Linked DNA regions of Homo sapiens: region 1 is linked to region 2. A link is an interaction called in ENCODE POLR2A ChIA-PET data of the cell type or tissue named here. Cell type or tissue: MCF 10A. All regions are shown on one strand. Each heading gives the region's core, and the rest is flanking DNA. Links, peaks and the distances in the headings are about the cores only.

The links. Peaks named below come from ENCODE experiments on the same cell type or tissue, not always from the same donor. Only the 100,000 strongest peaks of a DNase experiment are listed, where the experiment ranks them.
Region 1: POLR2A ChIA-PET joins it to region 2 with 6 read pairs; 1 of 35 experiments calls an interaction of 5 or more read pairs at or near these places.

Annotation. Positions count from the first base shown.
Region 1 is chr1:6,186,389-6,196,967 of GRCh38, reverse strand. It overlaps RPL22 (ribosomal protein L22), which reads left to right. Exons shown (of 4, transcript NM_000983.4): 3 at 3,914-4,038; 4 at 10,152-10,579. The coding sequence ends at 10,296. Among named protein-coding and RNA genes, the nearest start is that of RPL22, 7.9 kb to the left of the region's middle. In MCF 10A, for the core only: no CTCF peak of the experiment used is centred there; a DNase peak (open chromatin) is centred at 8,307.
Region 2 is chr1:6,294,979-6,306,531 of GRCh38, reverse strand. It overlaps ACOT7 (acyl-CoA thioesterase 7), which reads left to right. Exons shown (of 9, transcript NM_007274.4): 7 at 11,552-11,553. Among named protein-coding and RNA genes, the nearest start is that of GPR153, 40 kb to the right of the region's middle. RefSeq lists an enhancer at 4,121-5,320. In MCF 10A, for the core only: no CTCF peak of the experiment used is centred there; a DNase peak (open chromatin) is centred at 4,801.

The sequences.
Region 1 (10,579 bases), core at 5,580-10,579, 110 kb after region 2:
TAAGCATAAGTGAGGGACCCTGATCCTGACTATGGGCTGCCTCTGTCCTGGGTCTCACTGCTTTGATGTGGAGCTTTGGACAGGTGGCAGCAGTTCCCGAAGCTTTTCTATATTATGAAGCATCTGAGCTTCAGTGTTTAAAGTACCCTGCTTGCTGAATTGTAATTGGAGCTTTTTTTTTTTTCTTCAGATCTTGCTCTGTGCTGATTTTTTGCCCCTGTATTTGGCCCATTCCCCAATATTCCTCTATCCTATTGCAATCTAGAAATATTAAATAATCCTTCCGCCACATTTTGACTCAGCAGTTTGGTTTTGACATTTTATTCTTTTTCCTCTAATAGCCATGTTTGGGGGATTCAGACTTCGTATTTGTGTGTAGAAGTCTCCTAAATTTGCATTTGCTCTAAATTCTCCAGAAGGTTGAACTATTGCCAGGATCAGTATCATTACAACAAAAATAATTTTTAAACACAAAATAATTATGGTCACGAATTATCCAGAATGGAATTTAGGTAACCTCTTATAGTTTATTGCCTTTATGTAGATGCTGTTTGCATCTGTGTCCTTCAAGAAATCCCCTATTTCCTTAGTTCTTTCTCTATCCAGTGACTTCTGGCTTTTCTGTGGCCTCCTCTTTTTCAACTTTGGTGTCTTCCAGTTTGGTATTCACATGGTGGCCCTGTTCTGGCATTATTCCTGCCTCCCTCCCTCTGAGCCATTCCCTCAGCCCACTCATCTGTTTGTGTGATTGTCTTTCCTTCTGGAAGCCTCCTTAGGATAGAAAACTTAAGTCATTTATGAATCTTGAGATGCAGAATTCAAGATTTCTGACCTAATCACTCTGTGCCCCATCTATGGTTAATGTATACTTTTTGTTTATTTTATTTTATTTACTTTGTTTTTTGAGACCAAGTTTTGCTCTTGTTGCCCAGGCTGGAGTGCAATGGTGCAGTCTCGGCTCACCACAATCTCCGTTTCCCTGGTTCAAGCCATTCTGGTGTCTCAGCCTCCCGAGTAGCTGGGATTATAGGCGCCTGCCACCACGCCTGGCTAATTTTTGTATTATTAGTAGAGATGGGGTTCCTCCATGTTGGTCAGGCTGGTCTCGAACCCCTGACTTTAGGTGATCCACCCACCTCGGCCTCCCAAAGTGCTGGGATTACAGGCATGAGCCACTGCGCCTGGCCATTTTATTTTATTTTTATTTATTTATTTTTGAGGTGGAATCTCACTCTGTCACCCAGGCTGGAGTGCAATGGTGTGATCTTGGCTCACTGCAACCTCCACCTTCCAGGTTTAAGTGATTCTCTTTCTCAGCCTCCCGAGTAGCTGAGATTACAGGCGTGTGCCACCATGCCCACCTAATTTGTGTATTTTTGTGGTAGAGACGGCGCTTCACCATGTTGGCCAGGTTGGTCTTGAACTCCTGACCTCAGGTGATTTGCCAGCCTCGGCCTCCCAAAGTATCGGGATTACAAGCATGAACCGCTGTGCCCAGCCAAATTTTTTTTTTTTTTTTTTGAGACGGAGTCTTGCTCTTTGTCACCCAGGCTGGAGTGCAGTGGTGTGATCTCGGCTCACTGCAAGCTCCGCCTCCCATGTTCATGCCATTCTCCTGCCTCAGCCTCCCGAATAGCTGGGACTACAGGTGTCTGTCACTATGCCCGGCTAATTTTTTGTATTTTTAGTAGAGACAGAGTTTCACCGTGTTAGCCAGGATGGTCTCAATCTCCTGCCTTTGTGATCCGCCTGCCTCGGGCTCCCAAAGTGTTGGGATTACAGGCGTGAGCCACCGCGCCTGGCCCCAAATTTTTATTTATTTATTTATTTTGAGACGGAGTCTTGCTCTGTTGCCCAGGCTGGAATGCAGTGGCACGATCTTGGCTCACTGTAAGCTCCGCCTACCGTGTTCATGCCATTCTCCTGCCTCAGCCTCCCAAGTAGCTGGGAAACAGGCGCCCGCCACCACGCCTGGCTAATTTTCTGTATTTTTAGTAGAAACAGGGTTTCACCATGTTAGCCAGGATGGTCTCGATCTCCTGACCTCGTGATCTGCCCACCTCAGTCTCCCAAATTTTTATTTTTTGAGAAAGGGTCTGTTGTCCAGGCTGGAGGGCAGTAGCATGATCCTGGCTCACTGCAGCCTCAACCTCATAGGCCCAAGTGATCCTCCCACCTCAGCCTCTGGAATAGCTGGCACCACAGGCATGCACCACCATACCTAGCTAATTTTTAAATTTTTTTGTAGAGGAAGGGTCTTCCTAAGTTGCCCAGGCTCGTCTTGAACTCCTGGGCTTGAGCAATCTTCCTGCCTTGGCTTCCCAAAGTGCCGGGATTACAGGTGTGAGCTACTGCACCCAGCCAGTTAACATATTTTGTATTGGAGTTTTTAAACAGAAAATTATAGGAATTTTGAGCTGAAAGGGACTTCATGTCATTGCCATAGCAAGAAAACAACTAAAAAGGTCCTTTTTGGGCAAAGCTTTCTGAAGCACAAGGAGGTGAATGTCTTGCTGAGGCCCACACAGTAGTTTGCAGAGAATATCTCAGGCTCCTGAGTGGCTGCTGCTTCTGCTGTACCACACATGGCCCTGGACCAGGTCTAGAATTGTTTCAGTCCCTATGTCTTTGCTCTTTCTACTAGGTTGAAGGCTTATTTTCTGATAGTGCTGTGAACAGTGTTTTATACTCCTTAGATTCAGAAGTTGCTTTTAGCTTTGGTTGCATGTACCTTGTAAAAGTTTGTTTTATTTATTTATTTTTTGAGACAGGGTCTCTCTGTCCCCCAGGCTGGAGTGCAGTGGTGTGATCTCGGCTCACTGCAACCTCCGCCTCCTGGGCTCAAGGGATTCTCCTGTCTCAGCCTCCTGAGTAGCTGGGACTACAGGCACATGCCACCACACCCGGCTAATATTTGTATTTTTTGTAGAGAGAGGGTTTCGCCATGTTGCCTAGCCTGGTCTCAAATTCCTGAGCTCAGGAGATCCACCCACCTCAGCCTCTCAAAGTGCTGGGATTACAGGCGTATCTTGTAAAAGTCTGGCCTTGGGTTTCCTGTCTAGTGTTGTCCTTCTAAGCCTTTCGTGGCGAGGCCCAGTCGGCCTTGTGTGGAAGTAGTCAAGTACGTTTACACTGGGATGTTGTCTCATAGTATGTATGTAAATGGGATTTGTTACCATTTTTAAAAAAGACTGAACATTTAAGAAACCGATATTAGGGCCAGGTATGCTGGCTCACACCTGTAATCCCCACGCTTTGGGAGGCTGAGGTGGGAGGATCACTTGAGCCCAGGAATTTGAGACCAATCTAGCCAACATAGAGAGACCCCTTCTCTTAAAAATGTTAAGCCAGGCGCAGTGGCTCACGCCTGTAATCCCAGCACTTTGGGAGGCAGAGGTGGACGAATCACCTGAAGTCGGGAGTTGGAGACCAGCATGACCAACGTGGAGAAACCCCGTCTCTACTAAAAATACAAAATTAGCTGGGCCTGGTGGCGAATGCCTGTAATCCCAGCTACTTGGGAGGCGGAGCAGGAGAATCACTTGAACCTGGGAGGCGGAGGTTGCAGTGAGCCGAGATCGCGCCATTGCACTCCAGCCTGGGCAACAAGAGCTAAACTCCATCTCAAAAAAAAAAAAAAAAAATTGTAAAGTCAGCTGGGGCCAGGTGGGATGGCTCATGCCCGTAATCCTAGCACTTTGAGAGGCTGAGGTGGGAGGATCACTTGAGTCTGGGAGGTCGAGACTTGAGCTTGGGAGGTTGAGACTGCAGTGAGCTGTGATTGCGCTGGTGAGACTCTGTCTCCAAAACCAAAACAAAAAATGATATTAGTTCAGTGTTGGGAGACAGATAAAATATTCTGTTGAGACAGATGAACTTGTCACTTCATTGGTCAATTTAATGATTTCTACAGGAGCAGTTTTTGCAAGAAAGGATCAAAGTGAACGGAAAAGCTGGGAACCTTGGTGGAGGGGTGGTGACCATCGAAAGGAGCAAGAGCAAGATCACCGTGACATCCGAGGTGCCTTTCTCCAAAAGGTACAGGAGGGAAGTGTGTGTGTGGCCTGCGTGCACCCAGTGCCCAGCCCGCCTTTTCCCTGCATGGGAGTGGGGGCACCCGCAGAGTGATTGGTTTGCATCTGTTAATTTCTGGAACTATGCTCAGTGCAGGAGGCAGTGGATGAATGCTATTATGGTTGTTAACAATAGTCAACTTTTGGTGGTTTTAAAATTTTGTCTTTCACAGGCTAAAGTGTTTTATTTTTTTTTGAGCTGGAGTCTCACTCCATCGCCCAGGCTGTTGTGCAATGGCGCGATCTCGGCTCACTGCAGCCTCCGCCTCCTGGGTTCAAGCAGTTGTCCTGCCTCAGCCTCCTGAGTAGCTGAGACTACAGGCACCTGCCACCATGCCCGGATAATTTTTGTATTTTTAGTAGAAACGGGGGTTTCACCATGTTGGCCAGGCTGCTCTCAAATTCCTCCCCTCAAGTGATCCACCCGCCTTGGCTTCCCAAAGTGCTGGGATTATAGGCCTGAGCCACCATGCCCGGCCAGGCTAAAGTATTTTAAACAGTAAGGTACTCAGACTTGCTTTCAAGACTGTTTTCTCAAAAATATTCTTGGCTGGGCACAGTGGCTTATGCTTGTAATCCCAGCACTTTGGGAGGGTGATACAGGAGTATTGCTTGAGCCCAGGAGTTTGAGACCAGCCTGGGCAACATAGTGAGACCCCCATCTCTACAAGAGTTAAAATTAGCTGGGCATGGTGACATGTGCCTGTAGTCCAGCCACTTGGGGAGCTGAAGTGGGAGGATGGCTTGAGCCCAGCAGGTTAGGGTTGTAATGAGCTGTGATTGTGCCACTGCAGGCCAGCCTGGGTGACACAGTGAGACCCTATCTCAATTAAAAAAAAAAAAATTGCCTCCTGTCTCTAGATCACAGTAAGAGCTTACTTTTTTTTTTTTTTTTTGAAACCGAGTCTTGCTCTGTTGCCCAGGCTGGAGTGCAGTGGCGCCATCTTGGCTCACTGCAACCTCTGCCTCCCAGGTTCAAGCGATTCTCCTGCCTCAGCTTCCCGAGTTTTTGGAATTGCAGGCATGTGCCACCACGCCTGGCTAATTTTTCGTATTTTTAGTAGAGACAGAGTTTTGCCATGTTGGCCAGGCTGGTCTCGAACTCTTAACTTCAGGTGATTCGTCTGCCTCAGCCTCCCAAAGTACAAGGATTATAGGCATGAGCCACTGCGCCTGGCCCACACCCAGCTAATTCTTGTATTTCTTTTTTTTTTTTTTTGGAGACAGAGTCTCGCTTTGTTGCCCAGGCTGGAGTGCAGTGGCGAGATCTCGGCTCACTGCAAGCTCTGCCTCCCGGGTTCACGCCATTCTCCTGCCTCAGCCTCCCGAGTAGCTGGGACTACAGGCGCCTGCCACTGCGCCTGGCTAATTTTTTTTTTTTTTGTATTTTTAGTAGAGACGGGGTTTCACCGTGTTAGCCAGGATGGTCTCGATCTCCTGACCTCGTGATCCGCCCGCCTCGGCCTCCCAGAGTGCTGGGATTACAGGCGTGAGCCACTGCGCCCGGCCTCTTTTTTTTTTTTTTTTTTTTTTTTGAGACGGAGTCTCACTCTGTCACCCAGGCTGGAGTGCAGTGGCGTGATCTTGGCTCACTGCAACCTCCGGCTTCTGGGTTCAAGCGATTCTCCTACCTCAGCCTCCTGAGTAGCTGGGATTACAGGTGTCTGCCACCACTCGTGGCTAATTTTTTTTGTTTTTTAGTAGAGACAGGGTTTCACCATGTTGGCCAGGCTGGTCTCGATCTCCTGACCTCGTAATCCACCCACTTTGGCCTCCCAAAGTGCTGGGATTACAGGCGTGAGCCACCGCGCCCGGCCTAATTATTGTATTTTTAGTAGATACGGGGTTTCGCCGTGTTGGCCAGACTGGTCTTGAACTCCTGACCTCAGGTGATCCACCTGCCTTGGCCTCCCAAAAGTGCTGGGATTACAGGCATGAACCACTGTGTCTGACCAAGAGCTTTCCTTTTGAATTCCAGTTGTTTCCCTTGTAAGTGCTACTTTGGCACTGAACAAGGAATCTGAAGACCTCAGTTTAGACAGAGTCCACTCTAGTTAATTCCTGGGGGCCCATTTTCTTTCATTTCAAAATGGAGACATTAATTTGCTAGTTCCCTCCTCTGTTATGTGTTGGTTTTTGAGGATGAGGTTAAAATACTTTACCAGTTGCTGAAGAATTGGATATGCATATACTCAGCTCCTAGCCTGGGGCTGTGGCCTGTTAGGAGCTTTTAATCATACTAAATCCCAGCACTTTGGGAGGCCGAGGTCAGAGGATCACCTGAGGTCAGGAGTTCTAGACCAGCTGACCAACATGGAGAAACTCCGTTTCTACTAAAAATACAAAATTAGCTGGGTGTGGTGGTGCATGCCTGTAATCCCAGCTACTGGGTAGGCTGAGGCAGGAGAATTGCTTGAACCAGGGAGGCGGAGGTTGCGGTGAGCCAAGATAGCACCATTGCACTCCAGCCTGGGCAACAAGAGCGAAACTCTGTCTCAAAAAAAACAAACAAAAGAAAACCAACATACTAAATCAAGTGGTGGGAAATTTTAAGGTATGTTAGTACAAATTGGTTGTAGTTAATGCTTTTATGTTTAGCTATGTCCGTGAAGAAGAGACTTTGAAGCTTAAGTGAAGTCCTCACAGTCTGCCTGGGAAGCAGTGAGAATGGGGCTTCTGGTGGGGGTACAAAGCGTCCGGCCTGCTGGGCTGTAGCAGAGCCCTTGGGGAAGATTCTGCTACCTTTCTGTGACCTGTTTACCAGGGTGAGGGTATCTCCTGACATGCGTCACTTGCGTTTTCACAAACTTTCTGTTCTTTATCCAGTGGAGTAGGGAAGGTGCCTTAATCATCTATTACAGCTTTCCTTTCTTGATGATAATAGTTAATTTTCCTGAAAGGTTCAAGGTGTCCCGAATCTAGAACTTTTTCTGTCTCTGAATTTGTACAGGGTTTTTATTTATTTATATTTTTGAAAACGAGTTTTGATCTTCTTGTCTAGGCTGGAGTGCAATGGCGCGATTTCAGCTCACTGAAACCTCCGCCTCCCAGGTTCAAGCAATTCTCCTGCCTCAGCCTCCTGAGTAGCTGGGATTACAGGCGCCTGCCACCACGCCCGGTTAATTTTTTGTATTTTTAGTAGAGAGGGGGTTTCATCATGTTGGCCAGGCTGGTCTGGAACTCCTGACCTCAGGTGATCCACCCGCCTCGGCCTCCCAAAGTGCTGGGATTACAGGCATGAGGCACCCTGCCTGGCCTGTACAGGGTTTTTTTTTTTTTTTTAACCTGATTTTTTTCCCCAGTGTACTATTAGGGATTTTTTTTTTTCCTTTTTTTTAGATAGGGTCTTACTCTGTCACCAAGGCTGGAGAGCAGTGGGGTGATCATAGCTCACTCTAGCCTCCATCTCCTGGCTCAAACAGTCCTACCTCAGCCTCCCAAATAGCTGGGACTACACGAGTGCCCCACCATGTCCGGCTATGTCAGGGAACATTTCAACCACCTGAAATTTTGAATTAACCTCATCTGAATACAATATGGTGGAAATAATTGACAAAAGTATACTTTTTAGATGGAATGACCAAATTGATTTATCTTTGCTTAGCAAAAAGTGGACAGTTGAATTGAGATCTTCACACTTTGTGGCGATTGCTTTGTTGGTGTGGAGATTGCTTTGTTGGTGTGGAGATTGCTTTGTTGGTGTGGAGATTGCTTTGTTGGTGTGGAGCACTGTCACAGTGCTCCTTTTTTGGAGATGGTGAGTCTGTTGGTTCATGACATTTGGGTCCTGTGAATATGCCAGGGATCCATGCTGAGCGCGGTGGCTCACGCCTGTAATCCCAGCACTTTGGGAGGCCCAGACGGGTGGATGACCTGAGGTCGGGAGTTCCAGACCAGCCTGACCAACATGGAGAAACCCCGTCTCTTACTAAAAATACAAAATTAGCTGGGCGTGGTGGCACATGCCTGTAATCCCAGCTACTCGGGAGGCTGAGGCAGGAGAATTGCTTGAACCCGGGAGACGGAGGTTGAGGTGAGCCGGAGATCGTGCCATTCCAGCCTGGGCAACAAGAGCGAAACTCCGTCTCAAAAAAAAAAAAAATGCCAGGGATCTCTCTGAGCATCTCATGTAATCCTTGCTATGGTCTGAAGAGATGGTTAGTAGCAGGGATCCCCTTTCACTGTGGGAGAAACAGCTTGGGTAGATGAATTGGCTCTGCTGTGGGTTTGTGTGTTGTGAAATTCCCTCTTTATGGCTTGGGAAGATTCGGAATAGCCTCAGGGCCACGGAAGCAAGCCGGTGAGAGAGCTGCCAAGACTGTGGTGCACTTCATCTTTTTTTTTTTTAATTAAAAAAAAAAATGTTGTGTAGAGACAGGGTCTTGCTATGTTGCCTAGGCTGGTCTCGAACTCCTAGATTCAAGGGATCCTCTCACCTTGGCCTCACAAAGTGTTGGGATTACAGGCGTGAGCCACTGTGCCCAGCCCTTAGGTCATCTTTATGTAGTTAGGGTGTTGGGCACAAAAGCCAGTTTTTGCCTTTCCATAAAGAATGAGTGTTTTGGCTGGTCGCAGTGGCTCACAGCTATAATCCCAGCACTTCGGGAGGCTGAGGTGGGCAGACACTTGAGGCCAGGAGTTCGAGACCAGACTGGCCAATATGGCAAAACCCCCATCTCTACTGAAATTACAAAAATTAGCTGGACATGGTGTTATACACCTGTAATCCCAGCTACATGGGAGACTGAGGCATGAGAATTGCTTGAATCCTGGAGGCAGAGGTTGCAGTGAGCCTGGGCCACAGAAGGAGATTCTGTCTAAAAAAATAAATAAAAGAGTTTTTAAATGATCCCTGTTGTGGTGAGTGTTTAGCTCTCACCTGGCTAAAGCAGCAATTGGGCAGGCTGACTGAAAGGCTTTGTGCTCTCTGGGCGTGAGCGCAGTGGCAGGGTGGCATTCTGTCCCTGTGTGTTGGGTGGTGAGCAGGAGCGAGTGTGTGCACACCCCTAAGAAGCAGTCCTCATCATCCAGACAACCTCAAAAGGGGGTTTGACTCCGTGAGGTGATGTGTGCGCAGCGCTTACAGCTCTTTGGAAACCCACTATTTTCTGCATAAAAGGTATTGAGGTTGCGTACTTAACTGTAAATTTCTATCATGTTATCTTTCTCCAGTGGTCACTAAAAACCATGTTATAGGTGTTTGCTGCATTTTCATGGACAACTGGTACATCTACTTATCTACTTATCTGCTCTTGTTTTTTTTTTTTGTTTTTTTTTTTTTGAGATGGAGTCTTGCTCTGTCGCCCAGGCTGGAGTGCAATGGCGCCATCTCGGCTCACTGCAGCCTCTGCCTCCCGGGTTCAAGCGATTCTCTTACCTCAGCCTCCTGACTAGCTGGGACTACAGGCGCCCAGCACGACGTCTGGCTAATTTTTTGTATTTTTAGTAGAGATAGGGTTGCATCGTGTTAGCCAGGATGGTCTCCGTTTCCTGACCTCATGATCCGCCTGCCTCAGCCCTCCAAAATGCTGGGATTACAGGTGTGAGCCAGTGCCCCTGGCCTAGTTTTTTTTCTTTTTTCTTTTTTTGGAGGCAGTCTTGCTCTGTCACCCAGGCTGGAATACAGTGGTACAATCTTAGCTCACTACACCCTCCGCCTCCTGGATTCAAGGGATCCTCATGCCTCAGCCTCCCGAGTAGCTGGGATTACAGGCGTGCACCACCACGCCCAGCTAATTTTTTTATTTTTAGTAGAGATGGGGTTTCACCATGTTGTTCAGGCTGGTCTCGAACTCCTGACCTCAAGTGATCTGCCTGCCTTGGCCTCCCAAAGCGCTGGGATTACAGGCCTGAGCCACCATGCTGAGGCTATTCTAATTGTTACTGCCGATGTCGATGGTACGTGGCTGATAACTCAGAGCCTTGGCTGGGTGTATTTGCCTTACCTTTGCCATTTTTGAGGCTTGGGAAAACACCTTGAATTGTAATGATTTTGAGTGCTGGGTTTTATAAATGTTAAAATGTTTTAGAATGCAAGCACCAACTGTCTAGTGGAGTTCTTGTGTCCTTTCTCTGCAGGTATTTGAAATATCTCACCAAAAAATATTTGAAGAAGAATAATCTACGTGACTGGTTGCGCGTAGTTGCTAACAGCAAAGAGAGTTACGAATTACGTTACTTCCAGATTAACCAGGACGAAGAAGAGGAGGAAGACGAGGATTAAATTTCATTTATCTGGAAAATTTTGTATGAGTTCTTGAATAAAACTTGGGAACCAAAATGGTGGTTTATCCTTGTATCTCTGCAGTGTGGATTGAACAGAAAATTGGAAATCATAGTCAAAGGGCTTCCCTTGGTTCGCCACTCATTTATTTGTAACTTGACTTCTTTTTTTTTCTGCTTAAAAATTTCAATTCTCGTGGTAATACCAGAGTAGAAGGAGAGGGTGACTTTACCGAACTGACAGCCATTGGGGAGGCAGATGCGGGTGTGGAGGTGTGGGCTGA
Region 2 (11,553 bases), core at 2,349-7,348:
CGTCCATCCTGATGCTTCAGCGGGGGAGCGGGACGTGGGGACTGGTGAACTTGAACCTTGAACCCCGAGATGGTGTCAACCCTGAAAGCCTGGGCGTGGGGTTCATATCACTCCAGTCCAAGCATCCTATAGGCACCTGTCCCAGGAACTCACTTTGTCCTGCCCACACTGGGTCCTCCTCTCAGCCGGGTCCCTGGTGGCCAGCACGTCATCCCTCTCAAATCATGGGGCACTGACCCCTTTCCAGAAATATGGAGTATTTGGTTGAGGTCTTGCCATGAACCGTAAGAACGTCCTCTCCCTCTCCCCCTCCCCCTCCCCCTCTCCCCACGGTCTCCCTCTCCCTCTCTTGCCACGGTCTCCCTCTGATGCCGAGCCGAAGCTGGACTGTGCTGCTGCCATCTTGGCTCACTGCAACCTCCCTGCCTGATTCTCCTGCCTCAGCCTGCCGAGTGCCTGCGATTGCAGGCGCGCGCCGCCACGCCTGACTGGTTTTCGTATTTTTTTGGTGGAGACGGGGTTTCGCTGTGTTGGCCGGGCTGGTCTCCAGCTCCTAACCGCGAGTGATCCGCCAGCCTCGGCCTCCCGAGGTGCCGGGATTGCAGACGGAGTCTCGTTCACTCAGTGCTCAATGGTGCCCAGGCTGGAGTGCAGTGGCGTGATCTCGGCTCGCTACAACCTCCACCTCCCAGCTGCCTGCCTTGGCCCCCCAAAGTGCCGAGATTGCAGCCTCTGCCCGGCCACCACCCCGTCTGGGAAGTGAGGAGCGTCTCTGCCTGGCCGCCCGTCGTCTGGGATGTGAGGAGCCTCTCTGCCTGGCTGCCCAGTCTGGAAAGTGAGGAGCGTCTCTGCCCGGCCGCCATCCCATCTAGGAAGTGAGGAGCGTCTCTGCCCGGCCGCCCATCATCTGAGATGTGGGGAGCGCCTCTGCCCTGCCGCCCCGTCTGGGATGTGAGGAGCGTCTCTGCCCGGCCGCCCCGTCTGAGAAGTGAGGAGACCCTCTGCCTGGCAACCGCCCCGTCTGAGAAGTGAGAAGCCCCTCCGCCCGGCAGCCACCCCGTCTGGGAAGTGAGGAGCGTCTCCACCCGGCAGCCACCCCGTCCGGGAGGGAGGTGGGGGTCAGCCGCCCCGTCTGGGAGGGAGGTGGGGGGGTCAGCCCCCCGCCCGGCCAGCCGCCCCTTCCGGGAGGTGAGGGGCGCCTCTGCCCGGCCGCCCCTACTGGGAAGTGAGGAGCCCCTCTGCCCGGACAGCCGCCCCGTCCGGGAGGGAGGTGGGGGGGTCAGCCCCCCGCCCGGCCCGCCGCCCCGTCCGGGAAGGATGTGGGGGGGACAGCCCCCCGCCCGGCCAGCCGCCTCATCCGGGAGGTGAGGGGCGCCTCTGCCCGGCCGCCCCTACTGGGAAGAGAGGAGCCCCTCTGCCCGGCCAGCCGCCCCATCCGGGAGGGATGTGGGGGGGTCAGCCCCCCGCCCGGCCAGCCGCCCCATCTGGGAGGGAGGCGGGGGGGTCAGCGCCCCGCCCGGCCAGCCGCCCCGTCCGGGAGGTGAGGGGCGCCTCTGCCCGGCCGCCCCTACTGGGAAGTGAGGAGCCCCTCTGCCCGGCCACCACCCTGTCTGGGAGGTGTACCCAACAGCTCATTGAGAACGGGCCATGATGACAATGGCAGTTTTGTGGAATAGAAAGGGGGGAAAGGTGGGGAAAAGATTGAGAAATCGGATGGTTGCCGTGTCTGTGTAGAAAGAGGTAGACATGGGAGACTTTTCATTTTGTTCTGTACTAAGAAAAATTCTTCTGCCTTGGGATCCTGTTGATCTGTGACCTTACCCCCAACCCTGTGCTCTCTGAAACATGTGCTGTGTCCACTCAGGGTTAAATGGATTAAGGGCGGTGCAAGATGTGCTTTGTTAAACAGATGCTTGAAGGCAGCATGCTCGTTAAGAGTCATCACCACTCCCTAATCTCAAGTACCCAGGGACACAAACACTGCGGAAGGCCGCAGGGTCCTCTGCCTAGGAAAACCAGAGACCTTTGTTCACTTGTTTATCTGCTGACCTTCCCTCCACTATTGTCCTGTGACCCTGCCAAATCCCCCTCTGCGAGAAACACCCAAGAATTATCAATTAAAAAAAAAAAAAAAAAAAGAACGTACTTTTCTACCTGTGTACGGGTCGGATGGGGGTGTTTTTCTTTTCTTTTCTTTCTTTTTTTTTTTTTTTTGGTGCCACATTGTCCAGCCTGTGCTTCTCTCTTTAGCTGTGGTCGCCAGGGGCATGCGTGGCAGATACCCACTGACAACATTTCCCTGTTCCAAGTGATGAACACAAACCCTTCAAAAGGAGCGTCCCCTGGACTCTTGGAAGGAAACTGACACCCCACCAAAATTTCTGGGCCTTCCAGGAAGCGACCTTGCTTTGGTAGCCTCCAGGCTGAGGCCGCAGCCTCTCACTGGCCTGTCCTTCTTAGGGGTGGGCCTGGGGGCTCGTGTGTAGCTGCAGCCTCCTCTTGCTGGGGCCTCCATGGCAGTTGGGATGCAAAATCCATCTACCCTTTCTCTGCTTCCTTATTTTGAAAGTGAAGCATGGATACTCAAACATCAGGAAGCAGTCAAGACCTCCCCCCTTCCCTGCTTCAGACTCTATAGAATGTAAGGAATCAATGGGCGTGGGCAGCTCTTGGCCCTTCTCCCTGGGTCTATGATGCTCCCAGACGTCCGGGAACCACTTAGTGAATATTCCTCTGTCCATGGTCCCAGCCACAGAACCTGGGAGGGAGAGGCCAGGGCTGTCTCGCAGGTTCTCACTCAACTGGATCTTTTCAGAACTCTTGTAATTACTAACGGGTGGGGTATTTAAAACAAGATGAAGTTACTATCATTTTCTTAATATAGGAGGCCGGCGCCCACGCTCCGTCAGTTGGGATTAAATATAGAAATGGGGGCATCTCAGATTGCCGCCCACAGAACAGACAGCGGCACACGGGCTCCGAGCTGTGAACTGCCGCCTTGGGTTTGCAGGCAAGCCTGACCCAGTCACGAGCAAGGCCTTGGGAGAAGAAAATGAAGCCTTATTTTTAAGCCAGTTGACAGATCAATACTTAAAAACAAAAAAACACAAAACAAAAACCTATAAGCAGTTAAATGTTACAATTAAAAATACCTTTGGTACCTAACGTGTATACATTAGTGGCCAAGAAAGTCTTTTTTTTTTCCCCGTAATTCTTGAAATAAATGCAGCTCCAAGGACGGCGGGTCCTACAATTTTGTTGTCATCTTTTAAATTACAGATCTTGGGAGATGAGGACTGCCTGCGGTGGACTGTAATGTGCCAAAGTTATTTTCCAACGTTGGCAGCACCCGTTGTGCCTGCGGTGGGGGAAATTGATGAGGCTTTTCAGTAGGAACCTGGAAAGAAGCATCTTGGAAAAAACTTAGGCACTCGATATTTTAAATACAGCGGAAGAAAGTGAAAGGGAGACAGTGGCTTCCAGCGTCAGAAGCGGGGTGGCTCCCTCTGGCAAGGCAGGGGCCCAGGTGGACAGTGGTGGCAAGAAAGGCAGTTGTGAGGAAGGCACTATGTTTTTCTGGGTTGTTTTCTTAAAATTTAGTTTTCTCAGTTAACACATTGATTGTAGTGTCTTGTGTGTGCTGTCATAGACACAGGCATTGTGTGGTAGCAGTCTTTACACGCAGGACACGATGGGCACGTGGCTTTCTAATGATCTCACTTCTGCAGGGACCATCTGACCTCATTGCTCTCTCTCGGTGGCAGGTAACCAGCAGGCTTGGCACGAGGCCCTACAACAGGATGCCCAGGGTTGTGTCTCGCCGGTAGGAGAGGGCTTGTGATCAACAGTGGTTGATTAAAATCTCAGTTTTTATGAGATCACTTTCCTTCCCTCTAAGTAGCCAGCAGAGTTCAGCTGACACACAGACCATGGTTTTTCTATGTTTTTCTCAAGCCCACTGGATCGACACTAAAAAGTGCATTTGTGAAAACACAGACTGGGGTGGGTGGAGGCTGAGGCACTGGTTTTTCGCCAGGTCCGTCTTCTCGGGTGGGTTTCTGCTCCCGCCTCTGATCCTGCTGCCTCAACACCTGCAGGGACTGGGAGCCTTCGCTGTCGCAAGGCCAAACGCTTGGTTTTTGGACCGTTCTAAGTGTTTCCCCGAGAAAGGTTATCTCCTGAGTCGTAAAGTTGGCCTTGAGTTGGCCCAGGATCCTACTATGACTTCTCTGGGAGGTGCAGATGACCTGAAGTGGACAAAGATCCTTCCAGATGAGATCCTTTGGGAGCTCAGAGCCCTCCTGCCTGCTGCCCTGGCCAGTGTCCATGAGGCCAGCCCAGGTCTTGAAAGACCTCCTTGTCTGCCAGAGTCAGGATGCTACACCGTCCTGATTTCCCACCGCTCGTGAGTCACTGTTCCGGGTCCTTAGAATAAAACTCCAGGTGTGGGGTATAATCTGATAATAGACACACATGGTGGGATTACGACAGCCCCCCTGGCCTGGGCCCCAGAATAGCACTGACTCCATCCACCAGTCTTGGCCTTTTCCATCGTTAGTATAAAGTTGTTGTTTCATAGCAGGTCTGCCGCTGATCTAAACTCTGCGTGGTTTCCCAGGCCGGTGCGTGTGTGCTGGCTGCTGGGGCTGGAGGAGGCTGTCCCTGTAAATGTCACCGTCCAGCTCACACAGCAAGATCATTTTGAGTGTGGGCTTGGTTTTTTGGCCGGTCATCAAGCTCACCTGGCTTTGGGGTTTCTGGGACCGGATGAGCTTTTCCTGCCCTCATCTGTGACTAATTCTTGACGCAAATTGTTGCCTGAAGGAGCCACATACTTTGTGGCTGGGGCAGCTTGCTTGGGCTGGTTGTGACCTGTTAGTCAACCTGCATTCATTCATTGATTAATTCATTCATTCAGCAACCATTTCCTGAGCACCAGATGCCAGCTCTGTGTTGGGTCAGGGACACAGGGACAACGAGGCAGGTCCTCACCCAGTGCAGGCGTCCATGTCACATCATGCAGTGTGGTCTGGGGGTGCCGTGTGGAGCCTGCAGGAGCATGGGGGTGGTGAAGAGGGTATTCGCACACCAGGCACTCAATAGCCGCTCACATCTTCCCCTCGGGGTTGACTGTCACGTGCTTTGGATCCTGAGCGGTTTTCAGTAACATGAGGTCCCTTGTGGAGTCTCATACCAACAAGGTAGCCTTTTGGATAAATGGGGCAAACCCCGGTTTGAAGGAGCTGATTACAACTCCTTCCATTTATTCTCTCATTCTGCTTTTCAGGATGGAAGAACAAGGGGTTAATTGTAGGCACTTCCTAAGTTCTGAACATTAAATCCAACACGAACCCTTCCTTTCCCTCCTCCTTCCCCCACAGCTAAACCACCCTGAGTTGATGACACCAGCTGGTGGCCAGCACTGGACACTCTGGGTCTGTGACTTTGAACGCTCCTTCCTGCAATCATCTTGGGAAGAATTCCACTCTGGACTCGATGTCACAGGACAGGATGGGGAGGCAACATGGCATTGCCTCTGGTGGCCCAAGGTCAGGTCCGGTCCCATCCTACCCCTAGTGGTGTGACTTTGGAAGCGTGACTCTCCATGTGTCTGGTTCCTGACTTGTAGAATGGAGACAGGGAGGCTGCTGCCTCATCGGGTGTTGTCCAGTGAGACCCGGTGTTGGTCATTCTGTGTTTGTGGAGAGGGACCGGCCGCGCATCAGGATAGGGTGCTGTCCGGTGAGATTCCGTGTTTGTGGAGAGGGGAGGGGCCGGCCACACATCAGGATAGGGTGCTGTCTGGTGAGATTCCGTGTTTGTGGAGAGGGGAGGGGCTGGCTGCGCATCAGGATCGGGTGGGGTCCGGTGAGATTCTGTGTTTGTGGAGAGAGGCCGGCCACGCGTCAGGATCGGGTGGGGTCCGGTGAGATTCCGTGTTTGTGGAGAGGGCCGGCCGCGCATCAGGATCGGGTGGGGTCCGGTGAGATTCTGTGTTTGTGGAGAGGGCCGGCCTTGTGCATCACAGGATCGGGTGGGGTCCGGTGAGATTCCGTGTTTGTGGAGAGGGGAGGGGCCAGCTGTGAGTCATGGACTCAGGCTGCCTCAGTGAACAGACAAAGTTCACGGCTCATGGCACTGACTTTGCAGCCGAGTTCCTCTATGTGACATGCTGGGCCATGCCTGGCACCAGCTTCCCCGGCAATGCCAGCCGCTGCCCTCAGCATCCAGCTCACGGCCCCCAGCAGCATCAGGACCCTGTGTCCATGTGCTGTCCTGGCTCCTGATGCTAGGCTTTGGTGTCCCTTCCTTAAAACTCCTGCTTGTCCCTGGCTCATTTGTTCCTAGGAGGACCCTGACTAGCTGCTGGATGGCGACGTATCTCCCCCTGAGGAAGGCCACATATAGTGCACATTTGGTGATAAACTTCTCACATACTCCAGTTAACAATGTGTCTCCCCAGCACACACGGTCCTGCTGGAATCCTGCTGGCTCATCGTCATTCCTGTGCTCAGCTGTTGTCACTTCATCACCAGGTTGCCATTTTCTGAATATAAATGGTCAGCGTTTCATGGCAAATGCAGCTGGTCCTGGCCCCCATTGGAGGCTGACAGAGCTTCTGTTGGCTGCCCAGGGCAGTATTTAGAGTTGGTCTGTGGGAAATGCCGTGGAATTCCGTGGCACACCTGTGCTGGCTGTGTGTGTGAGTGGGACCACTAGTCCAGCTGTTGTGGTCACAAGTCAGTTTCTTTATGAGGCAGATCAACCTAGAAGAACTCAGTCTGTGGGCTGCAGCTCTGCCGCTACTAAGCCCCTTAAACACACGCACACACGTGCCCTACACACACACACACACACACACACACTTGCGCTCTCTCTCTCTCTCTCTCTGAAGCCATGACCTAGTACCTAGTCAGGAGGTGGCCGGGTGGGCCTCTCTGCCCTCTGTGTGTGGCGTCCGGTAAGGGGAGGCCGACTGTCCTCTGTGCCCTCTGTGTGTGGTGCCTGGTAAGGGGAGGCCGACTGTCCTCTATGCCCTCTGTGTGTGGTGCCTGGTAAGGGGAGGCCAACTGTCCTCTGGATCCCTCCTTTGCCCACCTGAGCCAAGTGTGTGGGGTTCTCAGCCAGCATGTTACCTGGTGTTCTGAGTTATTTCATTTTTCTTTCCTTTTCTGTTCAGCCTCCAAACCTCAGATCTGTCCCCAAAGCCCTAAATTAAATTAGTGTTCAGCTCAACAGATGTCCACCAAATCCCCACATCCCATGATAGCAGCTGCCATTGCTGGCAGCCACATGGTCATCCCATTTGCTCCTCAGTCACCTTGCCTGTGGGCGCCGTCACCTCCTCTGCCTGACAGACACTGAGCCCACGGCTCAGGGAGGGCAACCTGCCTGCCCAAGGTCACCCAGCCGGCAGTGGCGGAGGTGATGGGGACTCACTCCCAGCCAGGCTATGGCAGTGACTCTCACACTCTAGACGGGGACAGAGGGACTCAAGCCCCTCCAGGCATGGGCGATGGGGCAGGGGGATTCGCACCAGGCCTCATTCCAGACTCTGCTCCTGAACCACACTGTGGTAGGGGCCCACTCACAGGTGGGTGTGGTTAATTCAGAAGCTGAGGCTGCCCCCTCCAAGGAAGCCCTCGATATTGACACACGGATGATCCTATTCTGTTTTGTGTTTTCACTTCCTTGCCGTCCTGGGCTAGGGACCTGGCCCAACCGTCCTCTACCCTGTGAGGGCTGGGCTTGCTGGGCCTTTATGGAGGCCCCTTGCCATGGGAGAGAGACCAGGAGAGCCTGGTGGTGGCTTAGCCAACCTGCACCTTCTATTTCCAATAACAACATAAAACCACCTTGCAGAACTGTGAGAGCCAAGCCACCTGAAGCCCAGAGGTGCCCTGCCCTGCCTGGCACCCGGAGCGGCATCTTATTTGCCTGGGGGAGAAAATCCGCTGCCTAGGATTCTTTCCCTTGCCAAACAGCTATTTTCCCGGTATTTCACCTGCACTCTTTCTTCAGAATCGGACCTCCATGTGACTTAGGGCCTCCGTTGTTCATTTGAAAATGGGGATGCTGATTGAAAAATGGAGATGCACCTGGGCGCAGTAGCTCACACCTGTAATCCCAGCACTTTGGGAGACCAAGGCAGGTGGATCACTTGAAGTCAGGAGTTTGAGACCAGCCTGGTCAACATGGTGAAACCCCGACTCCACTAACAATACAAAAATTAGCTGGGCATGGTGACGGGCTCCTGTAATCCCAGCTACTTAGGAGGCTGACACAGGAGAATCGCTTGAACCCGGGAGGCAGAGGTTGCAGTGAGCCAAGGTTGCACCACTGCACTCCAGCCTGGGTGACAGAGAGAGACTCTTTCTCAAAAAGAAAAAGAAAGACGGGGATGCTGATGCCCCCAGCACAGGTTGAGCCGAACAGATGCCCCAGGTGTTTGAAAGGACAGGCGAAAGTGCAGCGAGCGTGAACCTGGCCCCTCCTCCCCTCACCTGTCCTACCTCATTTAGCAGCATCTTCTTATAGCTTCTGTGGGAAAAGTCATGGTAATAAAAACATAATGCTTTAATCAATAACACCCATGTCTCTGTTTTAGCTTTTTATTCTGGGAATGCTCAGATATACACAAAAGCAGAGTGTAGAGCATCCCAAGCCCCTGGGTATTCGTCTCCCAGCACCAGCAATGGGCAACACCTGCCCGTTCCTGCCTCACCTCTTTCCCACTGCGGTATTTCGAAGCAGATCCCAGATATTGTATCTAAAAGATAACTTCCTACCTTGAACACCCACAATAGCGCTATCACATCCTCCCAAACACACTTATAAGTCCTTAGTATCGTCGAATACCCAATCACTGTTCACATCTCGCCAGGTGCTCATCTTTTTCTCTAGTTGGTAGAGTCCAGATGCCCACAAGATGCGTGCCTCTCATTAGGTGGATGTGTTTCTTGAAGAATGGGGTCCCCATGGGGGGCGCTAGGTAGGAGCTGAGCAGCAGGGGGCCCTGGCTGGCCTCTGCTCGGGGCCCCCACTAATTCTGCTCTTTCCAGCTTCACCTGCTGGATGCTGTGGGCATTTGATTCCCACCCTAAACGTGACTGTACAAGTCTGGTTTTCGCTTGTGGGATGGAGTCTGGTTTTCTGCCTCTCTCTGGGTTTATTAGGAATCATTCTGTGTCCTTGGCTGGGTGCAGTGGCTCACACCTGTAATCCCAGCACTTTGGGAGGCCGAGGCAGGCAGATAACCTGAGGTCAGGAGTTTGGGACCAGCCTGGACAACATGGCAAAACCCTGTCTCTACTAAAAATACAAAAATTAGTTGGGTGTGGTGGTACACATCTGTAATCCCAGCTACTAGGAGGCGGAGGCAGGAGAATAGCTTGAACCTGGGAGGCAGAGGTTGCAGGGAGCTGAGATTGTGCCACTGCACTCCAATCTTGGTGACAGAGCGAGACTCCGCGTCAAAAAAAAAAATCATTCTGTGTCCTAGGGTGAATGTACATAACTTTCTAAAATTTCTAATAGGTATTAAGTTGGTTAATATCACTTTGCTGCTTTTGTAAGTCAAATATTGTTGACTATTGGCAATTTCATGTAGTTCAACCTAAGTAAAGGTACATTTTAAATTTTTAAGTGAAATAAGAGTCAGGAGCGGTGGCCTACTTTACTCCTGTAATCCCCACACTTTGGGAGGCTGAAGCAGGAGGATCACTTGAGCTCAGGAGTTTGATACCAGCCTGGGCAATATAGCAAGACCCCATCTCTGCAAGAAAATAAAAAATAAATTAAAAAGTTATGGCCAGGTGCGGTGGCTCATGCCTGTAATCCCAGCATTTTGGGAGGCTGAAGTGGGCGGATCATGAGGTCAGGAGTTCAAGACCAGTCTGGACAACATAGTGAAACCCCGTCTCTACTAAAAATACAAAAAATTAGCTGGGCATAGTGGCACGTGCCTGTAGTTCCAGCTACTCGGGAGGCTGAGGCAGGAGAATTGCTTGAACCTGGGAGGCAGAGGTTGCGGTGAGCGGAGATCGCGCCAGTGCACTCCAGCCTGGGCGACAGTGCGAGACTCCGTCTCAAAAAAAAAAAAAATTAAAAATTGAAATAATTGTAATATATGTGTTGTACCAGGGATGAGAACTGGGGGTGGGGGACCAGCATGTGCACAGTGGTGGTCCATCAAATAAGAGAGACTGAGTAAAAGCGGACATCTGCAGCCCGAGTATTCTCCAGTATTCTTTCAGTGAGTCTTTGTTTGTTTGTTTGATATAACAGCTGTACTGACGATGATCCACATACCACACATTTCACCTATTTAAAGTGTACTGGCCTGGCTCAGTAGCACGACTGTAATCCCAGCACTTTGGGAGGTGAGGTGGGCAGATCGTTTCAGTCCAGGAGTTCGAGGCCAGCCTGGGCAACATAGCAAGACCCCATCTACAACAATATTAGCCAGGTGTGGTAACATGTGCCTGTCATCCCAGCTACTTTGGAGGCTGAAGTAGGAGGATCACCTGAGCCTGGGGAGGTTGAGGCTGCGATGAGCTGAGATCACATCACTGTACTCCAGCCTGGGTGACAAAGTGAGACCCTGTCTCAAAAACAAAAATAAAGTGTACAAGTTGTTGATTTTTTTTTTTTGTATTTGCACAGAGTTGTGCAACTACTATTGCCGTCAATTTGAGACCATTGTCATTACTCCTACAAAGAGACCCTGTACCCATTAGTGGTCATTCCCATATCCCCCTAATCCCTTATCCCTAGGGAACCCCTAATCTACCCTCTGTCCCCATGGACTTGCCTCTTCTGGGTTTTTCCTGTCAATGGCAGCATACAGTGTGTGGTCTTTGGTGTCTGGCTCCTTTTGCTTGCATAGCGTTTTCAAGCTTCATTCCTAGTGCAGCGTCTATTGTTCCGTTGTATGGACAGGCCACATTTTTTTTCTCCATTCATCATGTATGGACCTTTGAGTTGTTTCCACTTTTTGGCTGCTATGCGTACATGCTGCTGTGAAAGCTCTGTACAAGTTTCTGTTGAACATGTATTTCTTCTGGGTATCTGCCTAGGAGTGGAATTGCTAGGTTATACGGTCCCTCTGTGTTTATCCTCTTGCGAAACTTCAAACTGTTTCCAAAGTACCTGCACCTTTGGCTCCCACTGGCAGTGGAGGAGGGTTCCAGTTTCCCCCACATCCTCGCCAGCACGTGCTGTTCTGTGACTTCAGGATTGCAGCCATCCCAGTTGATATTGTAACAAAACTTGCCCAGCAGGGTGAGATATCTGTAGAGGACAGGAAAAGGGCTGTTTTGTTAGTGGCTTGGCATATCAGCCATGGTCGTTTTTTTCAAAATCTCCTGAGGAAGCCCCATGTAGCGCGTGAGCCACAGCACGTGCGGCCGAGCACCCTGCACCCCTGCTGGCTGCGGCCCTTGCTGGTGGCTAGTGGGAGGGGAGGGCTCGAGTTGTAACTTGTTTCCAGGGTGTGAAATAATCTCCTCTGCCTCCGTGTCTCATCTGCCGCATGTCCCTTTCTCCGCAGGT